Regions from separate parts of the Mus musculus genome. Here all the other regions are linked to region 5. Evidence: chromatin loops called from intact Hi-C (ENCODE). Cell type or tissue: left cerebral cortex. All regions are shown on one strand. Links, peaks and the distances in the headings refer to the core of each region. The heading gives the core; the rest is flanking DNA. Region 1 holds the start of Gm34204 (a long non-coding RNA gene). Region 2 holds the start of Gtpbp6 (GTP binding protein 6 (putative)). Region 3 holds the start of Tmed5 (transmembrane p24 trafficking protein 5). Region 4 has its middle 32 kb from the start of Fgfrl1. Region 5 overlaps Idua (iduronidase, alpha-L). Region 6 holds the start of Atp5k (ATP synthase, H+ transporting, mitochondrial F1F0 complex, subunit E).

Region 1 (4,000 bases), core at 1-4,000, 240 kb before region 5:
ACTAGGTGTCCAAATGACATTTCTATTAGGACATCACAGGGAAATAAGATCGTTGGTGGGGAACTGTAGCAACTGCTCACCAGGACAGAAATCACATAGTATCTTCTAGCTTTGCCTCTCAGGGATCAATATTTGGAGGAAGGGAAGGGCTCAGAGCCCCACCATCCTGCTCTTACCATGGGTTTCTCACTCTGTCCTGAGTCCACCTCCTTACCTGTGCTCCCACAACACAAATGAAGAATGAATAATCTCTCATGCTCCTCAGAAAACAGAAGCAACAGGCTGATATTTCTGAAAGAAATTTTACTAAATGCTAAGGGAAACAGACAGAAAGAAAGCCATTGGGATAAAAAATATTTCCAAATAATTATTTGATCCTAAATATCATAATGGAAGGGGTAAAGGGTTCTCTTAGCCTGCATCCTCTTGTTGAAGAAAATGTTGAGGCTTCCCACCTTTCTGCTCACAGGCCACATGTGAATCAAACACTCAGGCCTTAAACCAATGGGTTTTTTTGTTGTTGTTGTTGTTGTTGGGTTGGTTATTTAGTTGGTTTTGGTTTTTGCTTTCTCAAAAGATCTCACATGCCAGGGGTCCTCTTTCCATTGTGAGTCTGAACCTTGGGAAGAGAGAGGCATCAAATTCCCAAGGGCTGTTCTTTGTTCTGGTGTGAGAGCCCTTCCCAAACAGGAAGGGGCCAGTGAGAACAAGGAACAAGGGCTCTGAGACCAACAAGATAGAAGTGGAGAAATAGGTATAACAGACTCTAATGCAAGCAGTATGAGAGGCTTGGATAGGCTCTGATATGGTGCTGTGTAGGCTCATATGTGGATCTCAGAACCCACATGTACTCTGCTCCCCAGGTCTTGGTGCGCTTTCTATTCTCTGTCAGCAAAGCCTATCGAAGAATCACCTACCACAACTGGCGCCACGGCTTCAATGTAGCCCAGACCATGTTTACCCTACTCATGGTACGTATGTAAATTGGATGGGCTAGATGAATCAGAGGGCTGGGGCAAGGACCACAGCTAACTATCTTCTGGCCCAAGGATGCCAATTGTGTGTATCCAGTCCTAGCAATGAGTGGAAGGGACCTGGGTGGGCAAAGGGATGGGTTTGGGACACCCCACATCCCCTTTAACCACTGCCTTCTGGAGCCAGAGAGCTGGGCCAGTGACAGGACTCAGGACTGGATCTATTCCCACAGACAGGCAAACTGAAGAGCTATTACACTGACCTAGAGGCCTTCGCCATGGTTACAGCTGGCTTGTGCCACGACATCGACCACCGTGGCACCAACAACCTGTACCAGATGAAGTAGGCTGTGGGGAGGGCAGGCTTGTGGTGGGCATGGTAAACCATAAATCACGCGTCCTTAGGGTGAGTCTTTGCAGTCTGGCAATCAGTACTGAGATGGACCACCTTGAAGATGCAGTGCCACATGGGTCAGACCTCATCCTACTGCCTTCTAACATTGCTTTTGTTGTGTTCCCCTGTTAAATAAAATAAACAACAGATCGCAGAATCCTCTAGCCAAGTTACATGGCTCCTCAATTCTGGAAAGGCACCACCTGGAATTTGGGAAGTTTCTGTTGGCAGAGGAGGTTTGTTCCTGATTTGGTTATGAGTTGTTTCTCCTCTGGGCTGTGGTAGACAAGCAGGAGGTCCTGGGCAGCATGGATTTATCAGTGTGAGGTGCTAAAGGACAGGCTCACATCTAGAGATGTTCCCACATGGGGCAGAATTGCAGTCATGGAGGCAGTAGCTAGGAATGGCCACTAGAGGGTACAACAGATCATGGAAATGGGCAAAGGTATCTGACCCAGGACACTGACAGAGGGTAGACACCAAGGGAAGGCAGGGATGGCCATAAGACTGATCTTCACATAAGTGAAGGCAAGGTTCGAGTGAGGGGATTAGACAGAGTAGGCCCTGAGAGTCAAAAACAAGAGTACCACAGACAACCTCTGCCACAACCCAACACCAACTTATGGTCCCCACAGAGCCTGAACATCTATCAGAACCTGAACCGGCGGCAGCATGAACATGTGATCCACCTCATGGACATTGCCATCATTGCCACCGACCTGGCCCTCTACTTCAAGTAAGAATGCATCAGAGGCAGGAGGTGTGGGCAGAGCCCTCAGTAGACATAGATAACCATGGCCAGTCTGTCACCTACTCCTCCCCTCCTTCTTGGGGTCAGGAAGAGAACAATGTTCCAGAAGATTGTGGATGAGTCTAAGAACTATGAAGATAAGAAGAGTTGGGTTGAGTACTTATCCTTAGAGACCACACGAAAGGAGATAGTCATGTAAGTAGCAGGTCCACTGCTGGCCAATTAGCCCTGCAGACCTCCCTAATCCCAGGGACCGGAGACGGCACAAGGGTTCATAGGCCTCACCACTGAATCCAGAATCTTCCTTAGCACCCCTGACCACCACTTGCTTCAAGCTCAGCTTTCCTTCTTCACCTACAAGGTGGTGACTTGGGACCAGCACCTTTCCTAGGACTGTCCCAGAGAGCTGCTGAGAAAATGTTTACTCTCTGCTCAGAAGGACAGGTAGTCTGCTGTCTGTCTGTCCACAGGGCCATGATGATGACTGCATGTGACCTGTCTGCTATCACCAAACCCTGGGAAGTCCAGAGCAAGGTCAGGACTGATGACCATCTGGACCCAGAATAGCCCTTCGCAGGCCATCCTGGGTCTGTACCTAGGGAGCTACAGGGAAATGGTGTTGGTTTTTGAAGTCATCCCTGGGTACGGCAGTGAGAGGCGCCATATGAACACTGCCTGTAGGACCTTGAGGGGAGGGCCTACTGCTCCTGAACATGGAGCCCCACTATAACTTTTGTGTGTGCTTAGGTTGCTCTTCTGGTGGCTGCTGAGTTCTGGGAACAGGGGGACTTGGAGAGGACTGTCTTGGATCAACAGCCCATTGTGAGTGTTGCTTCCAGAATATTCTATCTTGGCATATGTATTAGAATGCTTGGTAGCGCTCCAGACCCCAGGAATTTAAGGTCCCGGAGTCTTAGCCTTGATTTGTGTGGCCCTTTGGCATGACTATGGGTAATTTTGCATCTTGCAGAATAGAAATCACAAAAAATTGTTAGATTGGGGTTGTAGCTCAGCAGGAGCACCTAGGGTCTATGTGGCTGCAGAGTACATCCATTAGACAGGCCAGTCCAGGGAGGTCAAGTCAGAGAAGGGCAAGCCTAGGGAAAGGCAGGGAGTAGTGGTGGTAGTCCATGGCAAGATAGACAATGAGGTAGTTACAGCTAGGGTTAGGGCCCACCACTAACACCACAGATGGCATCTACATACATGGGAACTGGGAACTACAAAGGGTTGTTCTGACCACTTATCTTCTAAGCCAGCTCTGGCTAGTGTGAAGAACTGTTTGGAGCAGGCTTTAGGCAAGGCATAGACTAAGCAAGAAATAGGTCTTTGCAGCAAACAAAGTCTCATAGGGAGAGACAGCACCCATGTCATCTGCCTGTGTTTTCTTTACAAGCCCATGATGGACCGGAACAAAGCAGCTGAGCTCCCTAAGCTGCAAGTTGGTTTCATTGACTTCGTATGTACTTTCGTATACAAGGTGCGCAGCAGAGGTATTCCATGTTGGCTGGGGTGGACTGGCTCAGAGTGGGTTGGGAATGGACTGAATCCAGCAGGGATCACACAGGGACATTTGTGTGATCTTCACCCTTATTTGATGGGGGAAACCACAACACCCACCTCAACCTGCCCTGCTAATTGTCCCAAAACTTATGACTGTTCCCTCAGAAGCACTAAGTGTATTTCCTAAAATGTCCTTACTCACCTTGAGGTCTCACCTTAAATATCTCTGCCTCAGAGGGCCTCTTTAACCACAATGGGCACACCATCTTCAGGAAAATGGCTACAACTTGTCTACTAGGTATCTGTGAAGGTGATACCTAGTTTTTTGTTGTTTTTTGTTTTTTGTTTTTTTTTGTTTTTTGTTTTTTTGTTTTCCAG
Region 2 (4,958 bases), core at 544-4,543, 1.4 Mb after region 5:
CTGAGATATTCCTGGGATAGCTGACAATCTGTCGAATTGGCGACCTAATGCTAGCAGCTCTAGCAGACTAAGTGCTAACAACTTGGCAACAAAGCATCAAGAAGTCTGGGTGGCAGGGAAATGGGCTTTCCCCCTTTATAAGCACAGACTCTTAGTAAACATTGGGCCATGATCAGAAATTTGTCTTGGTCTCGTTTCTTCTTTCGTTTCCTCCCTTACAGCTCCAACCTCCCACTCAGGAACCCAGTTTGTGTGGCTGCGACGGGTACACAATGAACTCCGGGATCAGGAGAGGTCATGAAGTGAGCACAAGGGGGCCATGTAAAGGTCAGGGGTCATGTGAACTCTCCATACCTTGCAGTCCCTCCTGCTGTGATCCCAGGGCTCAGTCATTACATTAGACCCCAGTCACAGCCCCGCATCACAGGCCTGTGTTCCCCTCCATGTCCCCCTTCTCCCCAATATCCCCTCTACACACCTCTGGCCCTTACCTGACCCCATGATGTACCGGGAGCCCCAGCCTTGCTGGTCTTGCTGCCCAGAGTCGGTATTCACAGAGGACCTGGAGGGAGGCAGGTAGGTAGCGCATGAGGGGAGGGGAGGACACAGGGAGCACCCCTGTCACAGCGTCCAAGGATATGTGCAGAGGACATGCGGGGAGGAACTGCGGAGAGCACCACCTGCCACCTGTTGCAGCATCTACAGTCACGCGAGAGGATACGCAAGGAGGACATGTAGGGAGGACATACGGAGAGTACCCAAGGACATGTGAAGAGAACATGTGGGGAGCACTACATGCTGCATCACCCACAGACTCCCTGAGAGGGCAGGTGGTAAAAACACGAGGGGAGGACATGCGGGGAACATCACCCGCGAACCTGAGGAGCGGGATCTCTGCCAGCGCCAGCTGCATCCGGGCCTCCCTCGTGCGTGCGTTACAACGGAAGATATGCAGAACTAGGGTGAATCTGTCGAACACACGCAAACCCCAAGCGGACTCCAGCTCCTTCTGAGGAGATGGGGGCCACGCAGGGATCAGTCAGGGGTCACATGGTGTCATGGGTCATGTGAGGATCAGGGGGGACACAAGGGAACCTTGGTCGGTGGCGCCATCCTCTCCACGTTCAGGAACACGGACGTGATGTCCTGGCATCCCTTGATCTTTTCTGGAGCACAGGGAGTGGCCCGTCATGGGGTTAGGAGGAGGACGGGAGGCAGTCTGACCCATCCTACACCAGCGCAGGTGAGGCGCATGCCCAGCGGCCAAAGGTGAGGTACCGCTCACCTGTCACGTCCTGAAAGTTGCCCTTGCCGAACACCAGCCTGCTGCCAGGCGCTGCGCTGGGCACCACCAGGGTACTCGCGACCGACCATCCTGGAAGTGCGCGCACCAGGGCGGCCGCCTCTGCCACCTGCCACTCCGCTGTGAGGACACAAGGGTCCATCCAGTCAAGGGCCGAGCGGGAAGACCTCGGACCACGGCGGTGGACAGGGTTAGCTCTGGGATGAAACCGCGCCCGCGCAGAGTCCGCATCCCCCGCCCACACCATGTCCCCACCCTGCAGCTCACATCACAACCCTAAGAAGCTCGCCAGGCCATGATCCAAAGCTCTACCAGGGAAAGGCAGAACCTCTAGGACTCGCCCCCAGCGCCCAATGTTCCCCCCCCCCAGACTCCGCCTACAAATTTAGGATAGTCCCGCCCCAAGGTCCCACCCGGAGCACGCGCAGCCTCACCCATCGGGCAGGCCCAGGTACCATCACATGCTCAGCCAGATCACGCCCCCAGCACGCAAGCTCGCCAGACTCCGACTCCACCAGGAGAGCAGCCACGAACCCAGCACATCCCAGACTATCCACACTCTCTACCGTACGCCCGATGTCCATCATAGTACCCTGCCCCCAGTGCTCCTCCCTCGGCTTCTCCTTCCTTTCTCGTGACTCCGCCCCTTCCAGAACTAGGCGTCACCGCCGCCCCAATTCCCCGTGGCCTTCCTGTATAGCACTAGTAAGTTTCGGCCTTCAGGTCCTCGCCCCTTCCGGCTTCCCTGCTCAATCCCCACTCTCGCCCTACCCGATACCTGTGCTTCGAGGCTTTTTTCCGGCCGGGCGTTTGACGTCAGGATGCAGGACGCAAACGCGCTGTGTATCCAAGGGCAGGAGGGGTGGGGCGCGGAGCAGCTCATCCTCCTCTTCCTCTTCGTCCTCACGGGGGTCCTCCTCGCCCCCACCACGGACGGGACCGCCCCCCGCCCACGCGCTCCCCCAGACCCGGCTCCCGGCGTGGACAGTGCGGACGGGACTTGGCAGGGTCACCGCGGGGCTCCGAACGAGTTGTACGCGGCGCACACGCGGGAGCCAGAACCCCGGGAGCACGGCGGCGCGCAGAAAAAGCATGGCGCGTGCGCGCGCAGCGAGAGACTGCGGGGGCGGGGGAGGGAGAGCAGGGAGGGACGGGAAGAACAACAGGGCGCATGTGCGTGCCGCGAAGGGTGGCTCTGGGAGGATCGAGAGCAGATCGCTTACCCGCAGCGAAAAACTTGGATAGGGGCGGGGTCAGGGAGAAAGGACAGCAAGGCGCATGCGGCGAGGGGCGGGGCCGAAAGGACAATGCCTCTAAAACAAAACAAATAAAAATAAGCCTAGTGGTGGAAGATCTGAATAGAGTTAGTGTAGGCACAGCAATTTCAAAAGGAACAACACAGGACTCAATAGAACTCAGGGTTTGGCCTATGACAACTTTTATGAAGACAATAAAGTTAGGTATAAAGGACATAGGCTATTGAAATAATCTAGCACTGAATGTTAAAATAGAATTCAAATAAGTTATAAAATGTGTTAGCTTTTATGCTTAGTTATAAGAAATTACAAATATTCATGTTTCTGTTGAAACTTACTTGGGCCACAGGAAACTCTCCTCAACACAGAGGAAGATGGAGTCACAGATGGTAGGCTAGAGGATGTTCAGTACCAAGAACTAGAAGGAACTAAATGGAATATATCTGTGACCTGGGATAGCTGCGCGCTCTCTCTCTCTCTCTCTCTCTCTCTCTCTCTCTCTCCTGTGTATCTTTTTTTCAAGTCATTTATATATTTTCTGGAGTGGAGTTGTGGGGACATATTCATATAAAGTAGGAACAAATCAAGCCTTGGGATGTGTGCTGCTGACAATCCATTTAGCTTACTTGCCTGAAGCAGGGAACTAGGGGATACAAAACAAACAAACAAAACAAAACAAAACCCAAGCTGGAGATGTCTCTCAGACTAGTAAAGAGACTGGCTGCTCCACTGAACATAGTCATGATTAAAATAGTTCAAGATGTCACAGCACTGGTTGCTTCTCCAGAGGACTGGGGTTCAGTTCCTAGCACTCACATATTTGGCTCTTCATGAGTATCTTCCTGGATGCAGACAGTAGTGCTGAAATGTCTAATTTGGGTATAGAAGCCAAGAACATCAAGAGATATTTAAAAGTTAATGAATTCTTCCTTTAAATTATCTGCTTTGGGTGACAGAAAGATGGCTCAGGGGTGCGTTTCCAGAGGACACAAGTTTAATTCCCACCACCCACATAAGAGCTCACAACAGTCTTAGGAGGATCAACACCCTCCTGGCCTCTGTAAGCATGCACACAGTGCACAAGCATATAAGGCACAACACTAATATACATGAAATAAACAAATACATTTTAAAATAAAAAAGAGTTTTAAGAAATAAAATAGGACTGGAGAGATGACTCAGTGGTTAAGAGCACTGTCTGCTCTTCCAGAGGTCCTGAGTTCAAATCCCAGCAACCACATGGTGGCTCACAACCATTTGTAATGTGATCTGATGCCCTCTTCTGGTGTGTCTAAAGACAGCGACAAGTGTACTCACATACATAAAATAAATGCATCTTTAAAAGAAGAAGAAGAGGAAGAAGAAGAAGAAGAAGAAGAAGAAGGAGGAGGAGAAGGAGAAGGAGAAGGAGAAGGAGAAGGAGAAGGAGAAGAAGAAGAAGAAGAAGAAGAAGAAGAAGAAGAAGAAGAAGAAGAAGAAGAAGTAGTAGTAGTAGTAGTAGTAGTAGTAGTAAAATGCTTCAGGCCAGTGAGACAATACAACGGTAAGGGCCGAAGAAGAAGAAGTAGTAGTAGTAGTAAAATACTTCAGGCCAGTGAGACAATACAACGGTAAGGGCCCTTGCTGATGACATCGTCTTAAGGGAACATGAAGGCTGGGGGTGGGGGGTGGAGGGGTGGGTCCGGAAGTGAAGCCCATCCTTCAGTCCCAGGCACATTTGCCCCAGTGGATCTCTGGGAAATGTAGTTCTACATCGACACTTCCTCTACTGGGCCACACCGACTCTGCAGCTGTTAGGTCTGCAGTAAGCCCTAGTGAAGCTAGTGACAGATGACGTGATCCTGTAGAGAGCTAAGTCTGTATCCAATCTGGTCTTTGGCAAACTCAAAGAGCGTTTAGGCTCTGCCTGGAGCAGGTGCGGAGCCATTGGAGAGGGGAATTGCGCATGCGCAGAATGGCGGTCCCGGTTTTGGTAAGGATTAAGGTGAGGCGGGCCCTGAGCACTCTTGAGGGATTGTGTCCAACAGCCTGGTAGGAGGTTGGGGCAAGAAGAGGTGGCTGAAGGAGGGAGTGCAGGAGGAGGGTGGGAGAAGGTGACGGTGCCATTACTGATGCTGCACCCTGTCAGGGACAATAAGGCACGCGGATTAGATGATGGAACATCCGAACACAGAACATTCTGGCCTGTGAGAACAGGTGTCAATGCCAGGTAAATGAAGAACTAGTGGGATTCCCCAGACAAGTCTTGTGGGGCGGGAAGGGGTTGCTTTGTATGTTTGTAAACCAGTGAGTCCCGGACGGCATGTATGTGTGCTCTTTTTGTTGGTGAAGACAGTAATCATCAGTCATTCGGGTGCCATAAGGACCCTGTCTTCCTGAGAAACAGCAGAAATGATTAA
Region 3 (4,958 bases), core at 521-4,520, 540 kb before region 5:
TTGCAAGGAAAGTTCTGATGAATAAAATTTCTTTTCTTACCTAGATTCTTTCACTAAACCCATAGCTGGTTTCCCTGTGCCTAGTTTTACTTCCTTTAAATCTGCCTTTCACAGTCTACCTACCTATCTGCTTAATCTTACATGGCCTTGCAAAAAATAAGGGAAAAGGTATTCATCACAAAACACATTTATGGTCCCTTCTGCGTTGCCTCGATGTGTGGTCTATTTTCTTCCTTTGCTACTCCTACCCTAAGACCTGACAGTCTTCAAAGCTAATAAAACCCCAGTACTTATAGTATGCCTCGGAACACTTAAACTATACATCCTACAATCACAATGTCTAGTCAATTCTTCCCTTTTCTAAAACTGGCCTCATTCCTTGCATTCTTAACTCATTTTCAGATTTATTTTTATTTTCTCCAACAATCCTATTCTCTGAAAACCAAAAATCATGCTTTATTCAAATTGCCTGTAGGATGTGATGGTTCATGCTGTAATACCAGTCCTGGGTGGGGGGGGAGGACACGACTTAGAGAAGGACTCCTGTGAGATCGGAGGCTAGCCTGGGCTAAATACTGAATTCAATGCCATTGGATACATAGTTGAAACCTTGTCACAAAAACCAGAGCAACCAACCATCCATCCAACCACAGCCTACCAAACCCATCAAGCCCAAACAAAGCCTGCCTATGAACCCCCAAACTCCTGAGAACCAGGTTTTTCTCAGTTTGTTCCTCCTCCTGGAACAATTCCTTGCATACATTAATTGTTCAGTAAATGCTAAACTTTTGTTCACAAGTGGAAATCAAGAAATATTAAGCTGTAACCTTAGTTGTGCTGAGATTTTTGTATATTATGACTTTAGATACTTCCTGTAATTACTGTAAACATCTATAAATAATCCCAAAGGCTCCACATATAAAAGTTTTACATAAGAATTAAAAAAAGATTTAATAATAAGCGTATTCTGCTGATACTAAAAAGAAAACAATGACACGGGAAGAAAGCTGACAAAGTTCAATGGAAGAAAGGTCATACACTATTATCTTATTTGATTTCAAAGTGATGGATGTACACCCGGGATGACAATGTACCACTAAATACAGCAACAGTCCATTTCAACACATTTCAAAATCTGACTTAGAGATCTTCGCATGGACACAATTCAATACTCCCAAGACTGGGTTTCACTATGCAGCCTTGACTGTTCAGAGATCCACTTGCCTCTGCCACGGGAATGCTGGGGTTAGAGGCGTGTGCCACCACTGCCCAGCCACAATTCAAAACATCGTGCCGATTTTATAATATCGGGATTTGGTGAAAGTGGTGAGAGTGAGTCAAACAAGTGTTATCACTTCGTCCAATAATAAAGAAGAACGTGTATCAACCCCTTACAGCGAACTTCTCAGAACTGTAGGGTATGTAAACTAGCTTGAAATGGCTTGGGGGAATTAAGAAACAAAGAGTAACGCCATTGACGTCACCAGTGCTGGCCTCTTTCCGACCAGAGGAAAGGGAAGAGAGAGGGTAGGTGTCAATTTTAGGACTGGCCAAACTTGTGAGTTCCAGGCTCCCAGGAGCCCCGCTTAAGTACGCCTGCGCCAAGCAGGCCAGTTTCCCAGGAGACCCTCCTCGGATTCACCTCGGTCGCTGTCCCACCTTTTCCAAGTAGGTGAGAGGCGACCATGTGGTGCGGCCCGGCCCAAGGAAGGCTAGCCCACTTCCGCACTTACTTGGTATTCGATCTCCAACGATGCCTTCAGGGGCATGGGCTGGTAGAAACACTCCTTCCGGCCGGCCGGCAGCGTGAAGGTAAAATCACTGTCCAAAGAGGGTGTGAAGCCGGCCGCCCCGCGCAGCAACGCTGCGGGCAGAGCGGACAGGAGCAGCACGGGGAATGGCAGCCACATCCTGCCGCCCATCCCTGTCGATCTCTGCCTGGACGCGTGTAGGGAGGTGCGGGATACTGGTGTCTCCGATTTGAAATCCCGATCTGAGGGAACTTCAGGCAGCGGCGAGCCTCACTCTCTTGGAAGGTGGAAGCACTGCCTTCCACTGGGCCGGGCGAGGGCGGGGCCAGCGTCCCCTTTCGGCTGCCTTCTGGGTTTCGCATCCTTCCTTCACACCAGACTTGTCGGTTTCGGCTTCCCTCACACACGCCAATCAACGTTGGCGGGGGTAACGACGGGAAATGTAGTCCGAGGTGACCACGGCACGCCGCTCATCCGCGCTTCCAGACTCATTTCCCGGCATGCCCTGCGCCCCGCTCCCGTTCGCAGAGCCCCGCGTGGTGGGCGGGGTCGGGGCCCGGGAGGCGGGTCCCAACGGCTGCCGCGGCGGTTCGAACTCGGCGCCTCGGAGGTTCGCTGGTTCTCCTCATCGAGAGTCAGAGGCTTCCATGTCGTGGGCTGCGAGAGTGTCCCAGGCTTCCGAGCGCAGAGGAGGCTCGCGGTGCGCCGTGGTCTGGGGACGCTAACCCCGCCTGCGATCTGGGTGGTGAGCAAACGCCTCCTGGCTGGAAAAGGGCTTTCCCGAGGGGTTTGTTTTCTCTTGGGACAGTCGACCTGCGCCTGGCCTGCTTGTGAGGCGTTTTCTTTTATTTGAGGCAGAATCGGAAAGGAGGCTGCCAGACTTTGCTCTACTCCCTACAGGCAGATGGAGGACCTCTTTCTTGAAATAAAATACTGTATAAAACCATGTACTCTTTCTCAAGCGGAAAGTCCTGTCACAGGATTTTATAGAGTGTAAAGTGCTTGTCCTTCGCTCGATGAGTGTGCGTGTGTGAGAACTCATTTTTCACTAGACTTGAAGATACGGTTGTCAGGGCCGCCCTATAGGTAAGATGATAAGCCTTTCTACGTACACATACTACAGGTAAACGTAGGAAAATGAGGATGTTTAAATACCAGACGTATCCAATTCTGAACGGCTAGAAAATTCTTACGTGAAAATGCACAAGTTGCTGAACGTAAAAGCCTGACTTAAATGGTGTCCTACAGTACTGATCAGCATTTTCTAGTCTCAAGTTTCTTCTTTTCTCTCCTCCATTATTCTGTACGAAGCTAGAGATGTTGCATAGATGTGAAGTAGCATGGATTCCTGAGCCACTGACTGGGGAAGTCTTCCAGCTTATGCAGAAGCAAATTTGTTAAAAAGAAAACCAGAAACAGGGTAGAAAAGGGTAGAAACATTTACATCTACAAAATATCTCGTTTAATTTTAGGCCTCAACTTTTTCCAATAAGGTGCGAGGTGTTTTTTTGTTTTTGTTTTTTTTTCCAATCCACCCTACTCCTGAGAAATTTTGCGTGGGAAATTAATGTACCAGGACCGTTTTTACCTGAGTGAGGGAGGGAGAAGGCAGTTTATTCATTTATCCGTTCAAAATAATTGAGTTTTCCTAAGTGCATTACACTCTTGAACATAATAGGTGGGAATTAATAATATCTGTAACCCAAATTTTAAGAAAGGCAATGAAAGAGGTGCTACAGTGAAAAAAAAATTAAATGGAATATGAGAGAGAAGTGAAATTGTAAGATTATGCAGAAAGTTCTATAGTAGGAGTGGAAATTCTAAAACTTTTTAGTTTTTATTTTAGTAATTACAATAATAAAGCATCCTTTACTGTGATTTCAAGAATATTAATTTTACTCTGTGTCTGTGGGTGTTTGGGATCCTCTGAAACTCGAGTTACAGACCATTGTAAGCTACCATGTGGGGGCTGAGAATATCAGTGGCAACCCTTTGAAAGAGCAATGCCTTTAAACCCAGAGCCATCTCTCCAGCCCATCATGATCTTTCTTTTTTTTTTCTTTTTTTTTTTTTTAAGATTTATTTATTATTTATTATATGTAAGTACACTGTAGCTGTCTTCTGACATTCCAGAAGAGGGAGTCAGATCTCGTTACGGATGGTTGTGAGCCACCATGTGGTTGCTGTGATTTGAACTCTGGACCTTTGGAAGAGCAGTCAGGTGCTCTTACCTGCTGAGCCATCTCACCAGCCCCATGATCTTTCTTTTATGGCCAAGAAACTTAGTTTCATGCTCACAGGTTGGTGCAGCAAACAGTTCACTGCATGTAGTTCTATGAGTTGAACTGCTAACTGTCATTTTTGTTTTGTTTTGTATTTTTTTGAGACCATGTCATACTATACAGGCCAGGTTGGCTTTGCGCTCACAGAGACCCACTTGCCTCTACTTCCCAAGTGCTAGGATTAAAGGAATGGTAACCATATCCACTCTCTACATGTCATTTTGATCTGTGATTATGACTCGCGAGTGTTGTTAAATTTTACAACCACTGTGAATGGGAGGAGATAACTTACCTGGTAATAATAGCTTTTAAGAATTTATGGAAGATTTTTGTTTTGTTTTGTTTTGTTTTGTTCTTTTTTGAGACAGGGTTTCTCTGTATACCCCTGGCTGTCCTGGAACTCACTCTGTAGACCAGGCTGGCCTCGAACTCAGAAATCCACTTGCCTCTGCCTCCTGAGTGCTGGGATTAAAGGCATGGGCCACCACGCCCGACAGAAGATTGTTGTAACATCAGATATCCAGGGCTTCTAAAGTTAAGTTTTAACATCTCATATTGAAGTTAATTAGAAAACTATACCTTGATTCAAATCTCAGATTGATCCTCTAAAATTGTGTGACTTTGAGCAAATTCATCTTCTACGAAAAAATTGCATCCATTCATTTGTGTGTGTCTGTGTGTGATGAGTGTCATGACTGTGGAAGGCAATGGACAACCTGTGGGAGCCTCTCCTCTACCCTGATCTGTTGGTCCTGAGGAGCACCCTCGGTTCTCAGTCTTGGTGCCAAGCACAGGTTTTTCAATTTTATTGCTGTGAGATTATTTTAATTTATACCATAAAATCTTCAGGCTAACTCCAAGAAGTTTCTTTCTATTTTTTGTTAAGGAAATGGAATTTATCTCATCAGACTACTGTACTAAAGAC
Region 4 (4,958 bases), core at 555-4,554, 57 kb after region 5:
AAGAAAACTTGTTCAAAACATCCCTTTGTATTTACAATTGCTTGGGTTTGAAAGAACTTCTGTCCTGTTCAGAGAGGCCACAGCTTTTTAAGTGTTCGTGAGGAACAGGTTTGACACTTCAGGCTGTCTAGCTATCACGGTGATGTCCTAGGAGGCTGGCTAGAGGCCCAGGGTTCCTCTGGGCCTGACCAGGAGAAACACTACTGCTTGGAGAGCCAACTAAGAATGACTCAGACTCAAGGGGGAGTGTCTTGTGGTGACAGGTCAGCAGAGGTGGCTGGAGCAGAGGGCTTTGGGTTATTTGGCTAGAGCCTTATGTTCATCTACTTTCTGAGCTTGAGTCCTGGGTCTTCCTGTCTCTTTTGGGGCTTCTGGATTATTCTTTTAATAAAGTTCTTAGCTTGTGGGTGGGAAGATATATGGGTCCCTACACTGTTATTCTTCATAGTCTGGACTTATGATTTTCTCAATGATAGACCTACAACAGGAACTGCCTGAGTGCTATGGTCAGGAAAAGGCACAAGTTTAGCTAAGGATAAGCACTCTGGTCTCTCCAGAAGCATGCCATTAGTAGTAGATTCTGTGTGCTACTAGGAAACAGTGCTCAGATGTACCACTCATTTTTGAAAGCACACTGTAAGGCAATACCCAACTTTACAGTTTATCCCCAGAATATTTACAGCTAAAAATACACTCTCTGCCAGATGGCAGGCAATTTTGACTCTTAGAGATGGAAAGCCAAGAAAGGGGGAGGTTGAGATTGGACTCAGGATCTGGTCAACTCTGCAAGGGCACATGAGAAGGGACAGTGCTGGTACCATTGGAGAACAGGAATTCTGATATGGGAGCTGGGAGGTTTATGTCCAGAGAGAGTGTCATCTCTAGGATGCCTTTGAGATATGTTTGGGGAAGAAAGTGGGATAGGGCAGTGGAATTAAAGCATCACGGAAGTTCAGAATTATGTACTACTCAGGGAAATGTGAAAGAGGCACAGTATGTGCTGTTTGCAAGGGACATACTTGGATGCTGGTTGTAGTCAATGTGTGCAAGTGCTGCATCCTTTCAAGAGCCTTCTATGGAGACAGACGGGATGGGAACAGACAACTGGCAAAGATGGAGAAACAAACCACAGAGAACCAGTTAGGCCCAGAGAGGGAGAGGGAACCAATGAAAACTAAAGTAGAGGTTAGAGGTCTTAGAAGTTTTTAGTAGGTAGATCTGACTTCAAAACCAAGCATGTGTATTCTAAGCAGACTTAGATGGCAAAACAGTCCTGAGTGCTGCCTGCATGTTCATGTGGAGGCATGTCTACACAAGGTCTCCTACAAGAGTACCTAGAGAAAGCTGCTGGTATGGGAAGGGGACAGAGATGTGATCGGTCACCTACCCGCTGGGCTTGGCCCCTCAGCTGACTCCTTAGTGTAGGTGTGGAGGACTCTTTTGTAGCAGGGCTTTTCTTCACCAAGTCTGGCCACAGCTCTCAACAAGATGGTCTCCCTTGATATTTAGAGAGGCCAGCAGACTGGCGTCATGTCACTGCCTGTCAGCCTTCCCTCTGAACCTTCCTTAGAATCATGTGCTCAGCCCACAGCTCTGCAGCTACTCTTGCCCTCCTGAGCCATTCTCAGCTGGGTGCTCAGGTTCCCCTTGGGTTCCTGCCCACATTTAGGGATGTTATCCATCATAGCCAGCCAGCCTAGCCAGTGGCTCTTACATGGATTGCTGCTCCTCCTCCATACTCAGAACTTCTTTGGCCACTTATTGTTGGCTTTGTTCCCATTGTGCAGAGGTGACAGAGACCCATATCTCTACTGAGTCTGTAGCTGGGTCATCCTAGCCTGTCCTATGTTAAAAGGACACTGTGTAAGCCCTGATCACTCTCTTGTTCGCTATATACCTATGAAATACTTCCTATCTTCTGGGCCTGCTTGTGTGCTCTGCTGCTCCCTCTCCTTCTGTGTGATAGGATCTTACTATGTAGCCTAGACCTCCAAATTGCCCTGCCTCAGACACCTGAGTATTGGGATTAAGGCATGTGCTATTAAGCTTGATTGGAACAGATTATAAAAAAGGTCCACTTATTTTTATTTTATGTGTATAGGTATTTTATGTATGTCTGTACCACACACATGGAGTTCCAGCAGAGGCCAGAAGAAGAGGTAGGATCTCTTGGTACTGGAGTTACAGACTGTTGTGATCTAGCATATGGGTGCTGGGGACCAAACCTGGGGGCTCTGCAACAGCAGCAAGTGCTTTTAACTGAGGCTCCATCTCTCCAGCACCTGGGGCAGATTCTTAATAGGACTATTGCTTGTGACCTGTGGGGGTTCAGCTGTGCCCCCTGCATGCTTGGTAACTTGTTCTCATATGTGCAATGCTGCTCCATATGGTTATGGAAGACAAGCTATTAAGGTGATATCTTTGAATTAAAGCTATATAAACAGCCATGGTGGTACACACATCCTGGGTTACACAGCAAGATCCTGTTTCAAATAACAAACAACAAGGAGGGTGATGTGGAGTATGAACTCAAGCAGAAGGAGGACAATGAAGAAAAGAAGACAGACAGTTATAGTGGGTAAGGGTAAAATATTCACTGAACCTACTGAGTGTGCTATAGTTAAGGAGATATGAGATACAATGCTATTATAAGGCTGATTACCTATTAAATAAGAATCCAGTGTAGAGTATCTAAGGCTGTGGGGACTCTGCTCCATCCCTGAATGTTGAGTTATAGTCTTTAAGGCTCACTGTCCTGCTCTTGCACGTAGAACACTCCTCAGATAGCCCCTAGCTTTTAGGAACACACTTGTTCCCAGTGTGTGCCCCTGGTGTCATTAATAAACTTGGTTCACTTGGGTTTGCCGGTTACTAACACTGGCGAGTAACTGGGGAGCCTTTGCATCTGACCTCATCATTTTCCCCTGTGTGAGTTTTTTCAGTTGCCTGAACCTTTCCCAGTTCTACACTGAATAGACCACTTGTTTTTCTGTGAAATGAATCCAACAGGGACTCAGGGCAGCTCCAGCTTGTGTGGCCCAGCGCCCTCTAGTGCTCACTTCACCCACCACCACTGGCCTCTGACTTCCAAACACCTTGCATCTGAATAACCCACATCTCTACGCTGCCATTGGGAGATGAATGTGGGCTTTTAGTATTGACTAGTGACACCCAGGAGCCCCATCCTGGAGTGCCACAACCTGTGTAAGTAGTAGAATTTGGGCAACTACCTACATGTTTACTTAAGTGAAGGTTACAGGAAAAGAACAACTGGTGTTAATGATAAGAGCTGATGAAAGCACCGACAAGGGTAAACATCTAAACTCCACCAAATGTGCCCTGGAATTAAATGGCTCCCAAAAGCTCAATTGTGACGAAATAAAAATAGTGTCAAATGCTAAAAACCATGGTATCAAAATTTATGTGTGTAATCCAAAGCAATGGAAGAGTTTTAAAATTTTAAAATTGCATCTGAATAATCAGACCTTGTGACCAAGAGCTCCTCTGAGGGAAGAGTGGAGTGGGGTGAGATGGTGGTCTGGCTGCATCTGTTGAGGGAAGAGTGGAGTGGGGTGAGATGGTGGTATGGCTGCATCTGCTGAATTCCTTGGCATGGCTTTCAACACTGAGCAGCACTACGGCCATGAGTGTGCAGCTCCATCTGCTGTGCCCTTTGCACATGTCCACCTGCCCTGTGGGCTATGGTTGGTTCAAGGTTCACACTGAGGTATCATAAACACAGAAGGTTATTTACATTTCACTTTTATCCAACATCTTAGCATTTAGTCATCAGGTATTTATTATATGACAGAGAACATTTGTGTCATAAATATTGGCTTTATAACATTTTATAAATTTCTGGGAGGCACAGAAATGGCTCAGTGATAAGAGTGCTTACTAGCTGGGTATAGTGTGGCCCATGCCTTTAATCCTAGCACTAGGAAAGAAGAGGCAGGCATATCTCTGTGAGTTCCAGGCCAGCCTGGTATACATAGTGAGTTTCAGGATAGCCAGGGCTATGGGAGAGACTCCGTCTAAAAACAAAAACAAAAACAAAAACAAAAATAAAATAAAAAACCAACTAAGCAACCAATCAAACAAACCAATACCCCGCCCCTCAACTATACCAAATAACTAGAAAAAGAATGCTTTTAGCTCAATCATGAGGGGCAGAGCTCAGATGCCAGCATCCATGTTAGGCTGTTCATAAATGTGTATAACTCCACCTCTAAGGGACCCGATGCCCTCTTCTAGACTTGTCAGAGTCCTATTCTTTACACGTACAGATACTCATACAGATACTCATATAAATGAAGTAAACGAATGTAAATATTTTTAAAGGAGAAGAGTATGTGGTATGATCAAAATATATTGCATGAAGTTCACAAAGATTTTATTACAGTATTTTTACAATCAAATTGTGAATGAAAACAACTTAGAACAGGTATGTTACTACAAGATTTCTGAACACTCATCACATATTTCTGGGATCAAGTACATTCCTGGGGGACAACCATGCCTGGGTCATATACACTTCCTGGGACAGCAGAAATGAGGCTTATCCCTGCTCAGCAGCCCAAGCATCATTTCCTGAGGACTGGGAAGATGCAATTCTAGCAACAGCATCCACAGAGGTCACATACCACTGGAGTAGTCCAGTGGGCAGCCTGCCTGCACCTTAGCCTAGCTGCAGAGTGGAAAGTTACTTCTTTCTGCTGTTAATGTCTTCTACAGAACCAGACAAGTTCTCTGACAAACTACAGGCAAATAGAAAGTAAAGAAGTAGAGTGAGCACCACAACCCCCTTCTTAGTTCCTGTGGTGTTGAACTCTGAGAGATGCAAGGACTAGGATTGAGGCACATGCCACTTACCTATGAGTGCCAAATGCCTCCCATAGGAAGGGCCCACTCTCCAACAGAGCAACAGGTCTCATCTGCAACTTGACTTCAGGGCAGAA
Region 5 (4,958 bases), core at 587-4,586:
TGTGTGTGTGTGTGTGTGTGTGTGTGTGTGTTCATGGAGATGAGATCAACATTGGGTGTCTTCTTCAATTGCCCTCCATCTTTGAGTTCTTTAATATTTTGTTTATTTGTTATGGATGTGTAGGAGTGCTTGAGTACCATAGCAAGCATCTAGGGGTCAGAGGACAACTTACAGGAAAGAGTCAGTTCTCTCCTTCTACCATGTAGATTCCAGAGATTGAACTCACGTCACTAGGCTTGGCAGCAGGTGTTCATGTCTGCTCCCTCGCAAGATCCACCTGCTTTTTGAGACAAGGTCTTTCTTTTAGTAAACCCAGAGCTCTGAGATTCTGCTAGACTAGCTAGCCAGCAAGTCCCCAGAGAGCCTCGTGTTTCCCTCTCCCCAGGGCTGGGGTTACTAGTGTTGCTACCACGTCCAGCCTTTCCACTAGGGTTCAAATTCAGGTCACTTGACTAACTCAGCCACGTTCTTGGCCTCAAATTTTTAAAATTTACTTTCAGAAGGTTATCACGGTGGCCCCTTCAAATGCTATTTCTGCTCTACTCCCCTTCTTATTTTCAGCTGCAAATTCAATTATACTGTTAGACCTTGTCTCATGTCTGTCCTGTGGTTTCTGTTATTTTTTTTTTTCTGTCACTGTGGATTGTCCCCCAAATCTATCTTCCAGTTCCTTATTTCTGTCTTCAGATAAGTCTAATTTGTAGCTAATCTAATCCATTAAGGTTCTGCCATCTTTATGATTTACATACCATAAAACATTCCAATATAAATTATAGTTTTTACATTTTCTTTAACATTTTTTAAAAAAGATTTATTTATTGTTCTAAGTACACTGTAGCTGTCTTCAGACACACCAGAAGAGGGCGTCAGATCTCATTACTGATGGTTGTGAGCCACCATGTGGTTGCTGGGATTTGAACTCAGGACCTCTGGAAGAGCAGTCAGTGCCCTTAACCGCCGAGCCATCTCATCAGCCCTTCTTTAACATTTTTATGATTTTACTTTTGAAGATTTTCAAGAACTTGAAAATGTCTCAATGGTTAAGAGAACCTGCTGTTGTTACAAAGACCCAGATTCAGGTCATAGACAGTGGCTCACAACCGCTTGTAACTCTAGTTCCAGGGGATCTGATACCCTCTTCTAGTCTTCATGAGCACCAGGCAGGCACATGATACACATATATACATTCAGGCATTCACAAATACACATAAAATAGAATATAGGCAGCTAGGTATGGTGGCACATGCCTTTAATTCCAGCACCTAGCAGTGGCGAGAGCTCTGAGTGTGAAGTCAGCCTGGTCTACAGATTGAGTTCTAGGACAGCCAGAGTTACACAGATAAACCTTGTCTAAAAATCCATAATAATAATAATAATAATAATAATAATAATGACAATGGGACTAGACATGGTAGCCCATGCCTTTAGTTTCAGCGCTCAGGAGGCAGAGACAGGAAGATGTCTGTGAGTTTCAGGCTAGACTGGTCTATACAGCAAGTCCCAAGTGAATGAGGACAACATATTGAGACTCTGCCTACATTAGTCTTCATACAGAACAGAGCACCCAACCAGGTAGTATCTAGTTGCTGTCTATGGACACCAAACTTTGTATTTCAGTCACTACAGAAGCATCACATGGGCTCCTGACTTTCTGATCCTTGCACGAGGTTGTGGCATAGTTTTCATTTCTCCACCTAAAAACCTTCCTTTTACCAGCTTTCCTGAGGACCTCAGGAACTATGAACACTAGAGAAGGGTTTCTTCCTTGGTGTCAGGAGAGATTTGCATGAGAAAGGTGCTTTTCATGGGTTGTGAAACTCGATTGTTTGGAACTGCAGAGGTTAAAGGCTTGTGCTACCAAAAGTGACAGCTAATTCTGTTCCATCGTTGCTAATATCCTGCTCATTGTGTGTGCACAATTCAAATCTTAAAGATTTGCACTACTGACCCTGCCTTTCACAGATGTTCAGGACTGATATTTTGGTTGCCCACTACAAGGAGTCACTTGGATTTCGGAACGTCTCATCCGTCCAGAATGAGAGCAGTCCCATTTCGGAAAAGCTCTGCCAAAGCACCTTGACTTTCTCCCCCAAATCTAATCCTTGGAGCAGTCCCACAGCGCCATCTTCTGATACATTTCTCCACTTTCACCCCACGACACTCAGTAGTGCCTGATTTGTTTTTCAGAGCACCTACAGGCCTCCAGCGAGACCGAGACAGCCGCAAGAATAATGGCCGCTCTGAGACACCCAAGCACTGCTAATGTTGGTTCCATTTTTGGAGCGCCTGGGACGCAGCGGAACTCGCCAGCACGGGGCGGCGCGTGACTGGGTTCCTTTTTGTCCCGGCCTGGCGAGAGGTCACGTGGGGCGTTACGCAGAGGCGGAACACTGCGACCGCCGCCTAAAAAGCTTGCTGTTTAGGGGCACCTGGATATCCCAACCATGCGACCCCCGCGTCCCTCCTCAGCTATGCTGACGTTTTTTGCTGCGTTCTTGGCCGCGCCCTTGGCGCTGGCTGAGTCACCGTACCTGGTGCGTGTGGACGCAGCCCGCCCGCTGAGGCCTCTGTTGCCCTTCTGGAGGAGCACCGGCTTCTGGTGAGGCCCACCACTTATCAAGTCCAGGAGCGCCCCTTGCTCTATCCTCTGGGTTCCCCCCATTACAGCTTTGGGCTCTCTGCCCATCACTCCTGGACACTCAGAAGCGAAGAGCAAACCCCTTTAGGGCCCACCTTCTCAAGCTAGTCAGTTTCTGGATTGTGGCGTGGGTTTTCTAGCTTAGTGGGTCCCTCAAATGCCAGAGCCTCTCCCTAAGTGGCCCCCAGGAATCAGGAGCGCAGTACTCAGGCTATAGGTTCATGATTGGTGCTTTGGCAGAGCCTAGGAGTCTCCCAAAGTATCAAGACCTGTCCCGGTTTATGAGTGTGCCCCAAGTTTTTCTAGAAATACTCAAATCCATTTTTTATGGCAGGCAGATGCTCTATTTAGAATACGGTTCTGTGTCCTGTGGGAGCTCCCCTCACCCTGCCCCCAAGCAAGACTGTAGAACATTCTGGTGAATGGGCTATTTTATCGTACACTCTGGAGACACATAATTCATCCACAAGGGTCTAGGCAGTTAGGTAATACATGTACAAAATCGGGTATGCTGCAGGCCCCTGTTTAGGACAAACACTTCACTTCTTTGTCCTGTCCCTAGCCCCCCACTGCCTCACGACCAGGCTGACCAGTACGACCTTAGTTGGGACCAGCAACTGAACCTTGCCTACATAGGTGCCGTACCTCACAGTGGCATTGAGCAGGTCCGGATACACTGGCTGCTGGATCTCATCACAGCCAGGTGGGTGATGCGGAAGTGGGTACCCTGGGAGTTGCTGGTCAGAGCTTGTTTTACAGAGATGCTGAGGTGGTGGATCTGACCTTGTCGGGGCCAGCTGTGGGACACAGTGCTGGGCTGTGGGGGTCGCGGGGGTGGGGGGGGTCATGGTAGGGCATAGGGCTGGGGCTGTGCTTCCTGTTAGAGCATCCTGTTGGGCAGAAGAGGAGAATGTCTGCTTGGCTATGCCAAAGGCAGACCCTGGATGGAGCACAGGTGGTTTCCTCCTGATGTTTTGTTTTTTGTTTTTTTTTAGAAGTACTGAATGGGGTTAGGGTCTACTGTGTCTGGCTTTGTACCATACATATACCACATTGTGGTTACCAGTATAAGCTGTATAGAGACATTGTGCCCCAAGGTCAGGTTGAGGTTATATAAGTCACATTGCCTTAGAAAGTGACACTGGACTGTGGCTCTGGAGCAGGTGGCTGCCTTTGCAAGGGTCCAGTCAAGATGAGCACCTGGCATGAGGAGGCCTTTCAGAAATTCAGACCCTTGAGGCTTGGCCATATATCCAGCTCATATCTGGTACCTGGTGGTACAGGGAATGGGAAAGTGTCCTTTTGGCATCTTGGAGGTCATATAATTTGCAGGATTCTGTTTCAGATAAGATGACAACATAGTATATCAAACTGGGCACTGTGTGGGCTGAGGGATCATGTGTGTGGGTACAGCTACCCTGGTTGAACAGGCACCAGGGGGCAGCAGTGGACTCAGAGGTAGAGAGTCTAGATCACTGAACCCTTGGTTTGGAATCCTTGAATGTATTAAGGGTGCTGCACTTTCCTTTCCTTAGTTGGAGTTCCCTGGCTTCTCCAGGGCAAAGGTGGTCCAAGGGTATATCTCTAATGACTTTATCATTCACACCACTCCTACAGAGCACTGGCTTGTGAACACAGGTGTGGGCTCTTGAGGGCCCTGCTAGAGGGCAGAGTCAGCAGCCAGCAGCTCCTCACGGCGGGCACATGCAGCCTCCACAGCACTGTGCACACTGGGGAATAGCAGCTCATTTTCAGCTCCCTGTTCTTCCCCAAGGAAGCCCCCTTTTCTCAACGTGTCTCTCACCGAGGGACTGCAGCAAGCCAGAAGCAGGGTGATGTCCAAGGCCCTGTAGTCTCTGCGGAGGTCTTTCAATGTGGCCATGCCAGCCACATCCAGGAACAGCAGTGGTGCACAGTCAATGACCACTGTGTGGAAACCAAATGCCAGGGGTACCACCAGCCCAGCCCCACTGCTCACTGAACCCAGATCCTTGCCATCGACAAGACTCCTGTTACTGACACCTACCTCCGGGCCCTGATCCTTCCTGGTGGCTGAGTGCCCTGCATCCAACCCTGTGAGTCTGTAGAGAGACCGAAGGAAGAAGTCCTTGTTGGCGTAGTAAAGTGGACCTGTGAAACGGAACACTCGCACCTCAGGTGGGGGCAGGAGGCCCTCAAATTCAGCAGCATCCTCATAGAAGGTGGAGTCTCCAATTCGGGCAAGAAGGGCAGCCCGTGGACGCTGTGTACGGCCTGCCAGGCTAAGCAGGGAGAAGAACACTCCAGCTAATAGTCCAGCCTCGGTGCTGACTAGCACACA
Region 6 (4,958 bases), core at 380-4,379, 230 kb before region 5:
AGGGTTTGCTCTATTTGGTTTACAAAGTCTCCGTCAGTCGAGCAGAAGCAAGAGCCAGGAATCACGGAAGAACACTGCTTTCTTATAGGACCATCTGCCCACTGGGCTGGGCACTTCCACAAATTAACCATCAATTAAGAAAATGCTCCACAGACATGTCCACAAGCCAATCTGATAGACAAGTCCTCAACAGAGGCTCCCTCTTCCCGGGTGTCTAGTTTGTGTCAAGTTGACAAGAACTAACTAGCACCCCAGCTGGACACAAGGGCCTAGTCGTCCAGGCCTCCTTGAATAGTTCAGCTTTAGGTCACTTTCTAAGAACTAGAGAAGAATTATCAGTTGGGGGCACAAGACCCACGTTATTGTGAAGGCATCAACACCCATCCTCCTGTACTGGGCCCGAGCTGCTGACATAAGCAGAAGAGTGCAGATCAGAGCAGAGCAAGCTGCTTCCAGGAGGCTAGGCCACTCCAGGGATTACCCCGGCATCCCTGGAGCCCTAATTTGGCCTTACCACTGCACCTTCACATGCCCCAGCACTTCTCGCTTTGTCTGTGTGTCTGGTAATGATCATTAATTCCTTTGAAACTCCACCCACTGCACCCCACCCCCGACCCTCCCTACCCAAGGAAAAGCCAGGATGCAACCACAGAGCCGGTACCTAGAAGCAAACAGTAAAGAGAGAGGAAGCCACAGCATCACACAATGAAGCTTTATTCGTTCTCAACGACTAGAGAAAAGCAAGCTCGCTGACGCCTCACTTGAGAATGCTGTCATCTTGAGCTGAAAAGTGAGAAGAGACCATGTCAAACATTATACAGACTTGGGCCACCTTACGGGGACTTGGGCTTTAAACAATCAAGAATCTAATTCCAAGAGAACCCTAACTTCATTACTAAAACCATCCTTTGCATCCCCAACTGCCTTCTCCATCTGACTGGAATCCACAGGAAGTCAACACAGAGGGGTCAGAGAGCCTGCTCAGCAGTAACCTCTCGAAAGGCAATTTGCAGATGCTACCCAAGAGAAGGGGCAGTATGCCTCTCACACTCCACTGGGCTCCACGGAGGACAGCACTGGACAAAACAGTCATGGGATGAGAGGCAGCCCCTGGTCCACTAAGCAGCAGCTACTTCCAGAAAACTCGGGGGTGTTGGGAGAGGCTAAAAGCCATACCTTCCGCCAGTTCTCTCTCAATCCGTTTCAACTCATCTAGTCTCTTCTTTTCCTCCGCTGCTATTCTCCTCTCCTCCTCTGCCCGGGGTTTTAGGTAACCTGGGGGGGAGTGGAAGCAATTAACTTCTCTGAAAATGCTGCTTCGTGAAAAAGCCGACTCCAAAATCTCCAGATAGCTGTTCCCACCTGCCCCCCTCTAGGGCCTGGCATCATCTCCCTCCCAAGGAACTGCAGGCTCGAGCAGTGTCACACAGCCTTTCACCCGGAATCCCGTTCTCCCGGTCCCCAAACTCACTGTAGCGCTTGGCGCCGTATGCCATGCCGATGATCAGAGCGGAGTACCGGCCGAACTGCAGAAGAAAACATTATAGTAGAAGGCACACCGAGGGAACAAGGGGATCGCAGGGGTCGGACATCGAGGAGTACTGGGAGAGGGAGTACGGGGCGGGTGTGTGTGCAAGGGTTGCAGGGCCGGGATTGCTCGAGACCACAGCCAGCAGTCCCAAGGGTGGGCAATGCTAAGTCACGGGAGGGGAGGGGAAAGGGGGCATAGAGGAGCTTTGAGCACCGCGCAACAACGGGGATGAGGATTCACCTTGATGAGTGGAGAGACCTGAACCGGGGGCACCATTTTGTCCGTGACCTTCGCGCCGGAAGCTCAACTGAGGCGGAAGACAGAGAATGAAAGCCGCCTCCTGAAGCCAGAAAGGCGCATGCGCCGCAGTGAAAGCGCTGCCCCCTAGCGACTGGAGGATAGCCGAGCGTTCCCACGGGGCTGGTTACTACTCTCCAGGTAGGAAGTCTAGGCTGTTAGTGTAAGCTGGCTTCAAAAGGGTGGTGACACAGAGCCTCGTTACTTCAGCACCGGCGTGTAATGACTGACCAGCCCTGGAATCTGTCGCCCACCTGTTGTGGACTGGAGCACGCAAACAATCCCTTTATCTCTTGGAACAGACGAGCACACCTGGCCGACTCCAGCGGCCCATTGGGTGCGGTGGGTTTGGGCATGAGATTACAGAACTTGTATTGGCCCTTCCTGAGAGGTCAGCAACCTTCCAGGGCTTTCCTGCAATTTCCGGCATTGGACACATATGTCCTCCGACCAGTGTTTTCTCGCCCAGAGCTCCTAATTTCCATTGGGCTTTACAGGTAATGTTCATCCAAATGAGGCTAACCCCTGCATCTCCCTGCCCACACTCTCAGGACTACAGATCCTGAGTCCTATTGACCTCCTTTTCAGGCCTCATAGAGACTGACCATGGAGCACCCAGATTGCCAAACTTACCTTTCTGCAGTCCATGTCCCCAGAGTGGGTACCTCTCTAGCAGCCATGTCGGTCTAGACCAACCCTTTGTGATCCCTTTGGCAAACACTTATCTCCAAAAGTATTTACATTATGACCCATAACAGTAGCAAGATTACAGTTATAAAGTAGCAATGAAAATAATGTTATGTATGGGGAGGGTCACATAAGGAGCTGTATTAAAGGGTCACAGCATTAGGAAAGTTGAGCATCATTGGCCTGGGATGGGGCAAGATGGAGACAAGGTGATTATCAGCTGTGTCTATTGGCAAGCATCTTTGTGTACATCTGTCATAGTATAGATTGTAGCCACCCACTGAATGGCTGGCTTTACCCCAATGCCCCATAGTGACTTGAAATCTTCCTAAGGCTGTTGATTGAACCAGCCTCCTCAGTTTTGCATTGCACCAGGGCTTGGAAAGGTACACAGTCTGTAGGGATGGGGTATCTTTTCCTGACTCTTTATAGTCCATACTTATAAAGAGAACATAATTATGAATATAAAGTGGATAAAATGCAGCAATGAAAACTGCAGGACTCATAATAGGTACCCAGCTCTCCGGGGCCATCAGAAGAGGAACCATTGCCCTAGGCTCTGGAACTTTGCCTACATTTGATCTGGAGTCAAAGCCCTAGTTCTTCTCTGTTAGAATCCTAGAAATGTTCCTAAACTGAGACGAGAATTACCCAGGCCATGTGCCACAGGTGCTCCACATACTCTTACCTTGCCTTTGAGACGTTCCTCACTCCCATCCCTACCTGAGCCACAGTGAGATTCCTGCCCTCCTGCCAACTCACTGCTCCCCAAGGAAGCTGCAAAGGCATGCTAACCTACAAGGCACCAAGTAAACTTCCTCACCCCTCATGGTCATCTACACATTGAGCCCCCTCCCTTCCCTGATCTTGAGCAACTGGTTAGATAACTTATGTGATCAAACAGGTTTCCCTCATTAAATCTTAAAATAAACCTGACTCCTTAGCAGCTCAAGCTTCCAGAACTGCAAGTGTCTTTGGGGGTCCAAGGGGAGTGTGGATTGAGGGGTGGGTACCAAGGGGAGTGTGGATTGAGGGGTGGGTACCAAGGGGAGTATGGATTGAGGGGTGGGTACACAGAAGCTACATGGCGTAGAGGCAGAAGAGGCTTACAATACACACATTGGCACAAGCATACACACGGATGGCTTGACATCTGCTGTTGCTTGGGGTCATTTGTCAGGCAGTGGAAGTGGTTAAGGTTCCACATAGCTCAGGACACCAGTAGGAGGATTCTGCACCTGTTGGGGACAGCTGTGTGCAGAATCTAAATATTCCCAGTGTGCTGCTATCTTTAGTGCTGTGCCCAGGCTCAGCCAAGATCCTCCCTTGGGTCTTGCCCTCTCAAATTCAGAGCTTACCACCCCTGTAGCTGGGCTGAGCCCAACTGAGGCCCTTTACTCTCAACTATCATTCCCACACCTGGACAAACACCCACCTCTGGTAATGTGGAAGATGTCACAGTTTAGAAATGTACCAGGGTAGGAGTTACCCAGCTATCAGATGCACAATCCATTCCCACTTGTCCCATCTGTGGCTGCTGAGGTCCTACTTCCTGCTCCTCTTATTTATGCTCTAAACTATGGGACTGTGGGGGCTCTCATCTGCTCACTTCATTGTATTCTCTGAACATTTTCATCCCACACAGCCTGCAGGCTCACTCCCATATCTCCTGCCCTTATTCTCACCCCAGAAATCCCGTGTCTGGCATCAGTGACAGAATGCAAGTCATATTGCTTCCCTGAACTCTGCCTATCAGATGAGTAATGGGAAACCTGAGGGCCGTGTCAAGACTGACCCCCTTGCAGGCAGTCTAACCTTCTCTAAGGCTCTTCTGCCTCAGAAATGTTCTTGCCCATGACCCAGCTACAGAAGGGCCAGAAGTGGCATCAGAATGCCACTAGGTCTGCCAGTTAATAAGGAAGTAAAAAGTGCCATGAACACTTTATACACACAGAACAAATCATAAATTCTTTACCAGGCTATGGTGGCACAATCCTAGCACTAGAGAGGAAGAGGCAGGCAAATCTCTTGAGTTTGAGGCCAGCTTGGTCTACAAAGTGAGTTCCAGGTGAGCCAGGGGATACACAGAAAAGCCCTGTCTCAAAAACAAAACAAAACCTGACAAAGCATACATTCTTGGGCCAGGACCATTTATCTGCTGGTTTTGAAAAGATAGCACTCTATCCTCAGCACCTCTGGTTTCTACTGCCCTAGCAGAGCCCAGTTGCCTAGGATGAATGAGATGCCCAGCCTTGGCCAGTAATGTGGCACATGCCCTGGAGATGTAGCATCCTTGGCAGAGTAAAACTTTCTGGTGCCTGGGCTGAGAGAAGGGTTACCACTGGCCTACCTGAGCTCACTCTGCAGTTGTCCAGTCCCCTGGGATGGCAGTCTTCAGCCTGTTCTTGTAGGAAGGGGCAGCCAAAGTCTGTCTTATGGGACC

Evidence for each region. Hi-C counts contacts between places; a loop is a spot of excess contacts. Peaks named below come from ENCODE experiments on the same cell type or tissue, not always from the same donor. Only the 100,000 strongest peaks of a DNase experiment are listed, where the experiment ranks them.
Region 1: it touches region 5 in a loop (4-fold over the local background); 23 of 42 quality-filtered maps call a loop at or near these places.
Region 2: it touches region 5 in a loop (3.0-fold over the local background); 2 of 42 quality-filtered maps call a loop at or near these places.
Region 3: it touches region 5 in a loop (2.3-fold over the local background); 3 of 42 quality-filtered maps call a loop at or near these places.
Region 4: it touches region 5 in a loop (4-fold over the local background); 14 of 42 quality-filtered maps call a loop at or near these places.
Region 6: a loop joins it to region 5, with 3 times the contacts of the local background. A loop is called at or near these places in 23 of 42 quality-filtered maps.

Annotation. Positions count from the first base shown.
Region 1 is chr5:108,425,591-108,429,590 of GRCm38, forward strand. It overlaps Pde6b (phosphodiesterase 6B, cGMP, rod receptor, beta polypeptide), which reads left to right. Exons shown (of 22, transcript NM_008806.2): 13 at 864-971; 14 at 1,208-1,317; 15 at 1,517-1,604; 16 at 2,004-2,104; 17 at 2,207-2,314; 18 at 2,590-2,653; 19 at 2,867-2,941; 20 at 3,516-3,599. Gm34204 (a long non-coding RNA gene) reads right to left here and starts at 3,626. Exons shown (of 3, transcript XR_880561.2): 1 at 1,238-3,626. In left cerebral cortex, for the core only: a CTCF peak has its summit at 1,776 (motif pointing right); a DNase peak (open chromatin) is centred at 1,780.
Region 2 is chr5:110,105,775-110,110,732 of GRCm38, forward strand. It overlaps Gtpbp6 (GTP binding protein 6 (putative)), which reads right to left and starts at 2,423. Exons shown (of 10, transcript NM_145147.5): 1 at 2,082-2,423; 2 at 1,286-1,423; 3 at 1,096-1,166; 4 at 879-1,009; 5 at 492-562. The coding sequence starts at 2,397. It overlaps Zfp605 (zinc finger protein 605), which reads left to right and starts at 4,318. Exons shown (of 5, transcript NM_001163996.1): 1 at 4,318-4,543. Plcxd1 (phosphatidylinositol-specific phospholipase C, X domain containing 1) reads left to right here. Exons shown (of 8, transcript NM_207279.2): 8 at 1-179. In left cerebral cortex, for the core only: CTCF peaks have their summits at 2,673 and 3,759; DNase peaks (open chromatin) are centred at 927, 1,275, 2,058, 2,488 and 1 more place; H3K4me3 peaks cover 2,624 bases; H3K27ac peaks cover 2,423 bases.
Region 3 is chr5:108,130,503-108,135,460 of GRCm38, forward strand. Tmed5 (transmembrane p24 trafficking protein 5) reads right to left here and starts at 2,118. Exons shown (of 4, transcript NM_028876.3): 1 at 1,734-2,118. The coding sequence starts at 1,922. It overlaps Ccdc18 (coiled-coil domain containing 18), which reads left to right and starts at 2,412. Exons shown (of 29, transcript NM_028481.1): 1 at 2,412-2,496; 2 at 4,920-4,958. The coding sequence starts at 4,923. In left cerebral cortex, for the core only: a CTCF peak has its summit at 2,078; DNase peaks (open chromatin) are centred at 1,524, 2,156 and 2,732; H3K4me3 peaks cover 1,839 bases; H3K27ac peaks cover 622 bases.
Region 4 is chr5:108,724,006-108,728,963 of GRCm38, forward strand. It overlaps a transcript of Rnf212 not described here. Among named protein-coding and RNA genes, the nearest start is that of Fgfrl1, 32 kb to the left of the region's middle. In left cerebral cortex, for the core only: a CTCF peak has its summit at 3,051 (motif pointing left); DNase peaks (open chromatin) are centred at 691 and 3,033.
Region 5 is chr5:108,666,919-108,671,876 of GRCm38, forward strand. Idua (iduronidase, alpha-L) reads left to right here. Exons shown (of 15, transcript NM_008325.4): 2 at 2,188-2,599; 3 at 3,201-3,341. The coding sequence starts at 2,445. It overlaps Slc26a1 (solute carrier family 26 (sulfate transporter), member 1), which reads right to left. Exons shown (of 3, transcript NM_174870.4): 3 at 2,960-4,958. The coding sequence ends at 4,299. Among named protein-coding and RNA genes, the nearest start is that of Slc26a1, 6.0 kb to the right of the region's middle. In left cerebral cortex, for the core only: CTCF peaks have their summits at 845 (motif pointing right), 2,140 (motif pointing left) and 4,060 (motif pointing right); DNase peaks (open chromatin) are centred at 2,269, 2,938 and 4,071; H3K4me3 peaks cover 1,738 bases; H3K27ac peaks cover 2,214 bases.
Region 6 is chr5:108,432,555-108,437,512 of GRCm38, forward strand. It overlaps Atp5k (ATP synthase, H+ transporting, mitochondrial F1F0 complex, subunit E), which reads right to left and starts at 1,845. Exons shown (of 4, transcript NM_007507.3): 1 at 1,772-1,845; 2 at 1,472-1,526; 3 at 1,177-1,275; 4 at 692-783. The coding sequence starts at 1,807. The coding sequence ends at 758. Gm34319 (a long non-coding RNA gene) reads left to right here and starts at 1,847. Exons shown (of 3, transcript XR_003955776.1): 1 at 1,847-1,969. In left cerebral cortex, for the core only: a CTCF peak has its summit at 1,921 (motif pointing left); DNase peaks (open chromatin) are centred at 1,427 and 1,892; H3K4me3 peaks cover 1,631 bases; H3K27ac peaks cover 1,022 bases.